Linked DNA regions of Homo sapiens: region 2 is linked to region 1. Evidence: read pairs that join two places in POLR2A ChIA-PET (ENCODE). Cell type or tissue: GM12878. All regions are shown on one strand. Each heading gives the region's core, and the rest is flanking DNA. Links, peaks and the distances in the headings are about the cores only.

What was found. ChIA-PET counts read pairs that join two places held together with the same protein. Peaks named below come from ENCODE experiments on the same cell type or tissue, not always from the same donor. Only the 100,000 strongest peaks of a DNase experiment are listed, where the experiment ranks them.
Region 2: POLR2A ChIA-PET joins it to region 1 with 6 read pairs; 2 of 35 experiments call an interaction of 5 or more read pairs at or near these places.

What each region holds. Positions count from the first base shown.
Region 1 is chr2:241,963,018-241,968,398 of GRCh38, reverse strand. It overlaps LINC01237 (long intergenic non-protein coding RNA 1237), which reads right to left. Exons shown (of 4, transcript NR_110220.1): 3 at 2,352-2,472. Among named protein-coding and RNA genes, the nearest start is that of LINC01238, 5.0 kb to the left of the region's middle. RefSeq lists an enhancer at 2,116-2,623. In GM12878, for the core only: no CTCF peak of the experiment used is centred there; a DNase peak (open chromatin) is centred at 2,218; H3K4me3 peaks cover 535 bases; H3K27ac peaks cover 927 bases.
Region 2 is chr2:242,050,074-242,055,454 of GRCh38, reverse strand. All of the region lies in intron 3 of LINC01237 (long intergenic non-protein coding RNA 1237), which reads right to left. The region is part of intron 2 of LINC01880 (long intergenic non-protein coding RNA 1880); the gene reads left to right. Among named protein-coding and RNA genes, the nearest start is that of LINC01880, 31 kb to the left of the region's middle. In GM12878, for the core only: no CTCF peak of the experiment used is centred there; no DNase peak of the experiment used is centred there.

The DNA.
Region 1 (5,381 bases), core at 294-5,293:
TACAGGGAGTCAGGTTCATTTTGAAGTCACTCTTCTTCCAACAGATTCACTAAGGCTCTTTGTCAACACAAATTGAAAACCGTTAAAAAAAAAAGTAATTATGATGCTTCCTGCCCTCCATGAAAGGACCACATACAGACACCACGCTCATATCTGAGGCCCTGGGGTAGCCTTTAATGGCCCAGCAGAATGGCCAGAACCGTTAGAGGAAACATTTAATAAAGTCTGGAGTCAGAGCCCTGCGGGTCTAGCTGGATTCCTGGAGGTGCGGCCCAGAAGCCAGCGGGAGGGAATTGGAGGCCGGAGGCTCAAACTGTCCCCACTTCCACCAAGGGCCCCTCCTCCAACAGCTTCCAGGCTGCCAAAGCCCCTGCATCACCTCCAGGGTCCCCTGGGTCCAGCCTCATGCTTCCCATAATGAGTTTTTAAACCACAACGCTGCATCAGGTGACATCTCTTCTGCAGGCTGTGCGCGTCTCCAGGGGGAAGGGGGCTGTGTCTTTGGGACAGTTTGTGCTCTCAATCACTTGACTGCTGACAGGCACCTCAGCTGAATGGTGTGATTTATGCAAAGATTGTGCTGAATTATTTAAAGCATTCTCTATTTAAAGAACAGAGAATATTTAATTAGCATTCTGCTGTGCTTAATTGAAGACTCACAAATCAATTAAAACTGCTTACCTTTTGGCAGTTCAGTAACTTCACAGAAACCTCCCAGGAAATGCATCCTATTCACAGCTGGGTTCATCCTATACCCAGCGACCTGTGGCCAGTGTGGCGCTGTGATTAGAGGCGGCTCAGCGCCTTCAGAGGAGCGGCCTGGCTGTGCGCACATTAGAGAAAGGCTTCCATCGTCGTTGGTCCTCTTTCTCACAGGGACTCTGGGGTCTTGGTGCCGGGAGATGCAACCGCCTCTGGCAGCCCGGCTTCATTTTAGGGACAGTGACTATGGAGAAACCCAGGTCTGACCCATTTTCTCCAGAGGGGAGGGAGCCACAGGGAAAGGCCCCTTGTTGCTCTGTTGGCCCTGAGTGCCTCCCAGGAAAGGTCAGAGCACAGACTCAGCCCTGGGAGGGCCGAGAGATCCCGCTGGACCCTGCCCTCCTCGACACTCTGGACAAGATGCAGAGAGTGGGGTCCTGGCAGCAAGATCCCGTGGGAGTGGGGCCTTGGAGCTCAGGGCCAGACCGAGGGGGTGCTCATTGCTGGCTCTGGCCTACAGACACGTTGACATTGGCACCACACGGGCCAACTGAAACCCTAAGAGAAAACCCAGCGTCCCCTGGCCAGAGCCACCAGAGGACAGAGCTCCCAATGAGCCCAGCTGCTAGAAAAGAAGGTGGAGTCCCAGGCAGAAGAGTTCTTCAGGCTGAATGGAAATGATTCCAGAGGGAAATGCAGATATGAAGAAGGAGATAAAGAGCTCCAGAAATGGCAAATAGCAGGGTGAGCCTACGCGACTTCTCTAACGGAAGAAATTACCTTTAAAACACACGTGCAGGCTTAGAGCAAAAGAAACCGTGCCATAAGGTGTGAGTAAGTGAAGTGCCTGTGACACCCACAGATCAGAGAAGCAGAGGCCTCCGGGATGGCAAGGCAAGGTTGCCGCATTTCATATGAAGTGCACAATCATCATAAAAGAATGCATTAAATATACATATGTATGCATTCAAATTACACTAACATCACATATATCCATTAGACTTTATCAAAATTAAAATCTTCTGTTCATCCACATAAAACGATGTCACTTACTGCAAAAAATATTCTCAAATATTTATCCAAGTGCTGAGATCCAGAATAAGTAACCCCTAAAATTTCATAATAAAACAACTTGGTGAAACAACGGTCAAAGGATTTGAACACTTCGCCAAATGATGGCAAATAAACACAAGAAAAAGTGCTCGACAGACTCGAGCACCAGGAAGATGCGTCGTAAACACCAACAAAAACCACCACACACACCCACAGTAGCCAAAATCTATAAAACTGGTGGCACCAAACGTGAGGGAGGATGTGGCCCACCCAGCACTGTTGCTGTGCATTCTTGGTGAGAACACCTAAGACGTCCCCTCAATGGGATTAGAAAACCACAAGGCAGGCAGGTCAGCTGCTGCACTGCACACCACAGCGGCTGGTGAACTCTGCACACAGCGGTGGGCCGTCAACTGAAACCACAACAGGCAGCGAGCAGCTCTCAAAATGAAGGCATTCCGTGGAGAACAGCAGTGGATTATCAACCAGGATGTGTGAGCCATGACAGACCACAGGCATTCCCTGGGAGGCTGGGGCAAGAGGAAGCTTTTAAAGGCAAAAGAAGCTTGAGGAAGCGGTTCTGAAACAAAACTTACCAGCCTGAGAGGCTCATTGCAGGGGCTGGCGATGACTCATTGGAAACACTGACAGCTGCTGGGAGACGTCCTCATAGAAGCAACTTCTGAGCAACGTTAAGCCTGGCATTCCAGTCAAAACCTGGTAATATAACCAATATTTTCCATTGTATGCTGCTGTGAAGAGAACAGGCTCTTATTGAACTTACACAAATGACTGTATTGCCAAAAACATAATCATACTCACAAATAGTTCACAAATTTTGGAGAGATAAGGTAGGGAAAGAAGCCTATGTTTCAATTTTTGTTCACAAAGTTATACTTTACCAAATTGGTGTAAATTATAGATAGCTTAAGAAAACTATTTTCCTTAAACCTGGAAAACAAAACATTAAAATAGAGAACCAAAAATATTTTAAATTAAAACTGTAAAAACCCATCATTCCTTTTCGTCAATTCATTCAGTCCCATGTAATTAATTCTCATTCTGCTTGATCTAGGTTAGCAGATTTATGAACCCATCAGTTTCTTCAACAGAGTCCCAAAAATATCTACTTTCTCCAACGGTATGATCTTAAAGGTATCAGCAATCAGAGTTCAAGAGGACTGCCAAAGTCATTTCATTAGAAGCAATTTGGACTGTAGTTGATTGCAAAAGCTTTTAGAGAAACATCAAAACAATAATTTGGATTTGGATCTTTACATGGATGACAAAAACATAGACGGGTCATGGTTAAAAGTCTGATGAGAGTTCATTATAATGAGAAATTGACAAGGAACTTTGGTTATTTCCATAGCATAGAACATTTTAACACAATAATTAGAACTACTACTGATAACATTATACCAAGATATATCAGATATTTAAGAATTTTATACAAATTTTGGAATACACTAATACTGTATCCATACAAATATAACTTAAAGAATGGTTAAGGCCGGGCGCAGTGGCTCACTCCTGTAATCCCAGCACTTTGGGAGGCCGAGGCAAGCCGATCATGGGGTCAGGAGATCGAGACCATCCTGGCTAACAAGGTGAAACCCCGTCTCTACTAAAAATACAAAAAAATTAGCTGGGTGTGGTGGTGGGCACCTGTAGTCCCAGCTACTCGAGAGGCTGAGGCAGGAGAATGGCGTGAACCCGGGAGGTGGAGCTTGCCCTGAGCCAAGATCGCGCCACTGCACTCCAGCCTGGGTGACAGAGCCAGACTCCGTCTCAGAAAAAAAAAAAAAAAAAAAAAAAGGTTAAACATCATTTCTTGTTTACAATGCTTCCCACATATTTAATAATTTAGCATGTCAAATAAACTTAATTAATATATCTCTTTTACAAGGTAAGAATAAAAAGATTTAATTTAGAATTTGATCTTGGGAAAGCTTGTCAAAAATGTCAAAGGTTTAAAACACTTAATTAAAACAGGATAATAGGTCACTGTGAAATAATAGTCATCCATTTAACTATAGTGATAATTAAAATACTTTAAAAGCAAATAAAGTTACACAGACAAAAAAAAAAAAAACCCTACCTCTTTAAAGGAAGAATTTTTCCAAGCAATCAAAAACCTAATAAAGACAGCGCAAAGTACACGACATTATCTTGATAAATTTTTCTAGGCCAGTTACTGTGGAGGCCTCATTACGGAGGGGGAGTGGGGCTGGCGGGACTGAAGGAAGCAAAAAGAGAAGGCACATAAGCCTTAAGTCTGCCTTTCTCATGGTCCAGAACACATAACCCTCCTGCACAAATAACTCAGTCTTCCAGCTATCACCAGATCCTTGACTGATGGGAAAATTACAAGTTAGCTCACGGCAACCTTGGCGTTATCAGCACTGTCAAAGCCCTCTTCAGCTCACAGCACAGAGACTGTCTTATAAAACCCTCACCAAGCCTTCGCCTCCTTGCAGTCAGCTCCTCTCTGCTAACTTGCCCATTGCACTCTCGCAATGTATTTTCATGCTTTCTTCAATAAATCTGCTTTTCTTTATCTGCAACTGTCTTGGTAAATTCTTCTCACCACACCACCAGCCCCAGAGGGTCACCACTCACCTGCGACAGTTACCAAAAAGGCAAGGAACACCCTGATTATTTTTTAATCAGGGGTAGATCAATACTACAAGAAAATCTTGTCGTATTAACAGAGAGGACCAAATTCTAGTTTCATGTCGGCAAACTTTAGATCTTTTTTCTTCTTCTTTTTTTTTTTTTTGAGACAGAGTCTCACTCTGTTGCCCAGGCTTGAGTGCAGTGGCGCAATCTCAGCTCACTGCAACCTCCGCCTCCCAGGTTCAAGCGATTCTCCTGCCTCAGCCTCCCTAGTAGCTGGGACTACAGGCATGCGCCACTACACCCAGCTAATTTTTGTATGTTTAGTAGAGAAGGAGTTTCACCATGTTGGCCAGGCTGGTCTTGAACTCCTGACCTCAAGTGATCTGCCCTCTTCAGCCTCCCAAAGTGCTGGGATTACAGGCATGAGCCACCACGCCCAGCCTAGATCTTAATGTTCTATTTTAGAAAGACTTATAAATTATTTCCTTCTATTTTTAGTCAACTTGATCACATACAAAATGTATTTCATAAAATTCATCTTCCATAAACCTTTTGCAATTTTCTCAAACCTTCTAGAATTTGTTCAAACCTTCAGTTTCGTTCTATACTTCCTCTTTTTTATACTGGAACAACCAATCATTCTAACTTAGGATAAAAATTTACTCTTTTTTCCCTTATAATTTTGGCCACACAAGATTTTCTCATATAAAAAAAAGTTTTATTCTCTTTTTCTTTTCAACTTTCCCTACCAAAGATATAACTTTCTTTGCTTATTTTTTGTCCCATTTACTGGTTCCTTTCTGCCTTGTTTCTATTTCCTTTCAAAATTTGCATTTTCAAGCAACCTTTAAATAACCTCCAAATTAGACAAAATTATTCTTCTTCTAAAAAAAACCCTCATGTCTTTTGTAATTTTTTTACCAAAAATACCAAAAATTGTATCATTATTTTTCATACTTTGTATATAGAGTTACACACATTAATTAGAATTTTTAAATCTTAGT
Region 2 (5,381 bases), core at 218-5,217, 87 kb before region 1:
CCATGGGGGCCATGGCCTTCCGGGCCTGCTGACCTGAGTAAGGGTCCCAGCACCGCTTCCAAGGCCGGGACAAACGCCTGCTCCTAGTGGGTCCCGCGTTGTTCCCGCTTGTTATCTAAGAGATGCGGTCAGCCCTTCGGAAGCCCTCCGACCCCGCCCAACCCCCACACTTCTCCGGCCGCTGCTCCTCTTCCCCCATTCAAGCCAGTCTGGCCTCCGGCTCTGTTCAGAGCAAGCCCAGCCTCCTTGTCATGGACTGGAAGGACCCCTGGCTCCAGGCTCCCGTCCTGCTCACACCCAGGAGTGTGGGCCACGCACTCCCGGAACCTAACTGTGGGTGAATGCTGGCCCTGGCTCCAGGCTCCCGTCCTGCTCACACCCAGGAGTGTGGGCTGTGCACTCCGGGAACCTAACTGGGGCTGGAGCTCGTCCTTGTCTCCTCTGACATCAGCTGGACGCACCATTTCTCTCCAAACCACAAACTCCCCTGAGCTGCCCTTTCTCTGGGAATGCATAGCTGTCGGGATCCCCACGGGCTATCACCTGCCAGGTTGAGGTCTGGCAGGAGTCTTCCTACCTCATGACAAAGCTTCAACCCTCTCCAGCCAGGAGACACTTAACTCTGCTCATTGCCCCTTTGAAGCTTGTGATATGAACAGACCCACATCCAGTACCATCTCTGCATCAAAAAGCTTTGGTTACGAGTGAGGGAAATCAGCTAAAACGCACTTATGCAAAAAAGGGACAAAATGAACTCTCATTAACTGGACAGTTCAAAAAGGGGAGGCTTCAGGCATGGCTCGATCCAGAGGTCAAACTCCTGCTGGTTGCTCTTGGTCTCCGTCTTACTCTCAGTTGGTGTTCAGGGCCATGCATGTTGCCTCCACATTTTGGCAAACATGTACTCTGGGCCCTGGGGGCTGAAGTCATCCACAGCTCTAGTGACTGCACACCTCAGCGACCTCTGCTTCCTCTGAGGTGAGCCTGGCAGGAGCACGTCCACAGGCAGTCACCAGAAATGAAGCCACTCAGGACTGTCACAGAGCCACAAGTGTCCAAGCCAAAAAGTCAAAGTGTAAAAAGGAAGAGGGAGCCCCCTCCACCCCTGCCTGAGGTGTTTAAACATGGCGAACACGGATAACTAAATGCCATTCAATCAAACCTTACTTTCTATTCCTTCTCTGTCATCGAGGGGCACAGCTCTGAGGGTAGAACATTTAGCATCTCATTAACAATGGCCGTGTGCTGCTGAATATCCGAGTGGGAAGCCAGAGTTTGCAGAGAAGCTTCGTGTGTGCTCCAGCCCATCGAGTGCCTGTTTACGGAGCAGGTGACAGGATTGAGGCTTCACCCGCTGCCTCCACATGTACAGCCATCGTGCAGGGCTCCTGCCGCGTTCAAAGGCATTACGTTATCTCTCAAGGGAAAGTCATACTTTTAAAATACAAAATTCTCTTTTATGCAGCAAAATTGCTGTCATACATATTTCAATGGAAAATTAAGTGTTGTAATAAAATATAACAAGGATGATAAAGGCATGTAGTATTTTATGCCATCGAATGCCATTATACCATCCCATACAATAAATTGGTACTGCTCTAAGTAACCTTCAAAACAATTTAGTGCTAAGTAAATAACTACACTTAGCTGTAAGTGGCAATACGGTATGAATTATAATTGTCAAATGACATCAATTGATCAGTCATAAGTCAATGACAGCATATAATTTTTCAGCAATACTTTTTCAACTAGGGAGTAGTCTCTATAAAAAGGACTTGTAATTAATTTCTAAGGAGAGTAAATATTCTTTGGAAAGACTGAGATGTGAGAAAATTACACCCTAACATAATTTAAGGAACAAAAGTTTTGCAGGATGCGTGACAACTATTTTATAGTTTAAGAGGATGGCTTAGCTCATTGCAAAAGAAGAAGAGGGAACAAAGAGTTGGGGGAAGAACCAGCCCCTCTGTCCCCTGTCCTTCTATCTTGTCTGTGTGTCTGTATATCTGTCTCTCTGTGTCTCCATCCCTCTGTCCACTTTGTCCTTTATTTTCTCCAAACACCTCCTGTCTTCACAGAGCCATCTACACTCTGTGGCCCATATCTCTCCCTCGAAGCTCCACAGAGGGCCCCATCCCATCCCTGCTGCTGGAGGTCTATTTGGGCCTCCAAATAGTCAAAGGCTGCTCATGTCTCCAAGTGGGCTCAGGTTGTGTTTTCAGGGGCACCTGTTTCTTAAGCTGTATCTAAATATGCTGGTTTCCCAAGGATACATCTCTCGGCTCCACTGAAGCCACAATTCTCCTTGGGAGAAATTATGTATCAGTAACTTCAGCTTCCTTGCACATAGCAATGAAACATACATTAGCATTCCCTTTATTGTAAATAATTTTCTCAGCTAAGGAAACACACTTTATGCTTATTGGAAATTGTCAACTTCATGGCTCACAGACCCCCAGATTTTAATGTGACATGCATCAAAACAGACACACACTGTCATCATCATCATCCTTATATTTAAAAAGATCATTTATGTTTAAATGTGGTTCTTCCCTCCAATTCCAGATCTTAGTTAACCACGCCCCCAGTTTTGGAGCCACCCAGGCGAGAATCCCAGTGACCACCTTTCCATTCTCCTTGTCTCCTGGTCACGAGAGCCCTGGATGCTGCCTGCTTTGCCCTTTCCTGCTCCTGCCAGTGGTGGGTACCCCCTTGCGACTGCAGCAGTGCCCATCTGTGACGCTGCAAGGCGTCTGGGGCAGTGCTGTCCACACTGAGGGTCTCCCTCCATCAGTCCTACACCTTGGCAGCAGTCATTTTGTTCAAATACAAGAGCGACCATCGCAGTCCTCGGCGACCTCTCTCACCTCAAGTCAATACCAAACTCCCTAAAATGTCAAAATCTGACCCTCCCTACTGCCCCAGGCCCCTGAGTGTCAGGCACTGCCCCCGACCAGTCTGTAAATGACTAGCCCCTCATTAACCCATGGAGGAAGCACAAGTTCCCAGCAAATCCCCATCACACCCTTGCGTCCAAAAGAGACACGGCAGAGAATTGCCACCCGATGTTCGGTATCTATCATTGGCTACCCTTGAGTCCAGAAGAGACACGGTGGAGAATCACCACTGGATGTTCAGTATGTCATTGGCTGCCAAAATATAATGGAGCTTAGAACTCAGGCTGCAGGCTCTGTATTTCAGTCTTTTTTTTTTTTAATTTTATTATGATTATACTTTAAGTTTTAGGGTACATGTGCACGACGTGCAGGTTTGTTACATATGTATACATGTGCCATGCTGGCATGCTGCACCCATTAACTCGTCATTTAGCATTAGGTATATCTCCTAATGCTATCCCTCCCCGCTCCCCCAACCCCACAACAGGCCCCGGTGTGTGATGTTCCCCTTCCTGTGTCCATGTGTTCTCGTCGTTCATTCTTTGTTCCAGATTCATATTCATAACACAGTTTCTTGAAGCTTATTCATTGTTCTTCTCTATGTTATGATTCCAATAATAGTGACTACCTGCAAATTTCTGTTAAATTATAGGCTTGTTAAGATGTAATTCACAGACCACGATCGTCATCACTTTCAAGTATACACTTCAACATTTTTAGTGTATTCATAGAGATGTCCAACCATCACTGCTATATAATTTTACAACATTTAAATCATCCTAAAATGAACCTTGGACTCAACAGCAGTCATTCCCCTTCCTCCCTCTCCCCCAAGCCCTGGCGACCACAAATCTACTTTCTGCCTCTGTGGATTTGCTGATTATAGACATTTCATGCAAATGGAATCTTAACATTTCATGTAAATAGAATCTTTGGTTTATTTCATTTAAAGTGATGTTTTGATGATGCAACTATTTTACAACATTTTTTCATTTCTTTTTATTGCTGATAATAATCTGTTGTATGAATATACCACATTTTGGTTCTCCATTTATCAGTTGTTGAACATTTGATGTGTTTCCTTTTTTTGGTATTATGATCAATACCAAATGTTGCTATGAACATTTGTGTACTAGCTTTTGTGTGTGAATATTACCACAGTTCTCCTAAGTATACATTCAGGAATGAAATAGCTGAATTATATGGTAACTCTGTTGCAGTTTTGAGGATCTGCCAAACTGTTTTCCAAAGTGGCTGCATTTTCCAATTCCATTAACAATGATTGAAGCTTCTGATATTTTCACCCCTCTCTCTCTCTCTCTCTCTCTCTCTCGTGTCAATGTAGTTGTTGTGAAGTGATGTTTTATTGTGGTTTAATTTGCATTTTCCTAATTAATAATTTTGAGCATTTTCAAAGGCTTATGGGTCATCTGTATATCTTTTTAGGAGAACTATCTAGTTTTTGTTCATTTAATTTGCTTGTATTTCTTTTTATCACTGGTTATTAGCATTCTTTATATATTTGTATAACAGTGCTTTATCAGATTTGTGATTTGCAAATATTTTCTCCCATTCTGTGTGTTGTCTTTACACATACTTGAGGGTGTCTTTTGAAACTGCAAGATAATCTTTAAATTTATTTTGAATATTTACAAAATTGTGATAAAGTCCAAATTATCTGATGTGTCTTTTGTTGCTTGTGCTTTTGGTGTCAGTTCTAATAAATCATCGCCAAATCCAAGGTCACACAGAATGTACTCCTATGTTTTCTGCTAAAAGTTTTATAGTTTTAACCTTACTTTTAGACCTATGATTCATTTTGAATTAAAATTGTATATGGTGTGAAGTAGAAATCAAATTACATTCTTTTGCAGGTGGATATCCAGTTGTCCTAGTACCATTTGTTGTAAAGACCATTCTTTCCTCCTTGAATTCCATTGGCACACTTGTCAAAAATCAATTGGCCATAAATATAAGGGCTTATTTCTAGACTTTCAGTTCAATTTCATTGATGTATGTATCTATCTTTATGCCTCTGTCATACTGTTTTTACTACTGTAGCTTGGCTGTGCCACTTTGAAATCATGAAGCACGAATCCAACAACTTTGTTTAAAATTTTCTTTAAGATTGTTTTTGGTGTTTGTAGCTCCTTATATTTCCATATGAATTTTAGGATTAACTAGTCAATTTCTAGAAGTAAAGCAGCTGAGTTGAAATTTTTGAAAGGGATTTTGTTGAATCTGCAGATCAATTTGACCTTAACAGTGTTAAGTTTTCCAATCCATAAGCATAAAATATCATTCTATGTATCTAATTTTTTAAACAGTGTTTTGTAGTTTACAGTAACAAGTCATAACTTTTTTGTTATATTTCTTCCTATTTGATTCATCGATGCTATTGTAAATGAAATTGTTTTAATTTGATTTTTGAAATTTTTATTGCCATCATATAGGTCTACAGTTGATTTTTGTATATTGTTCATG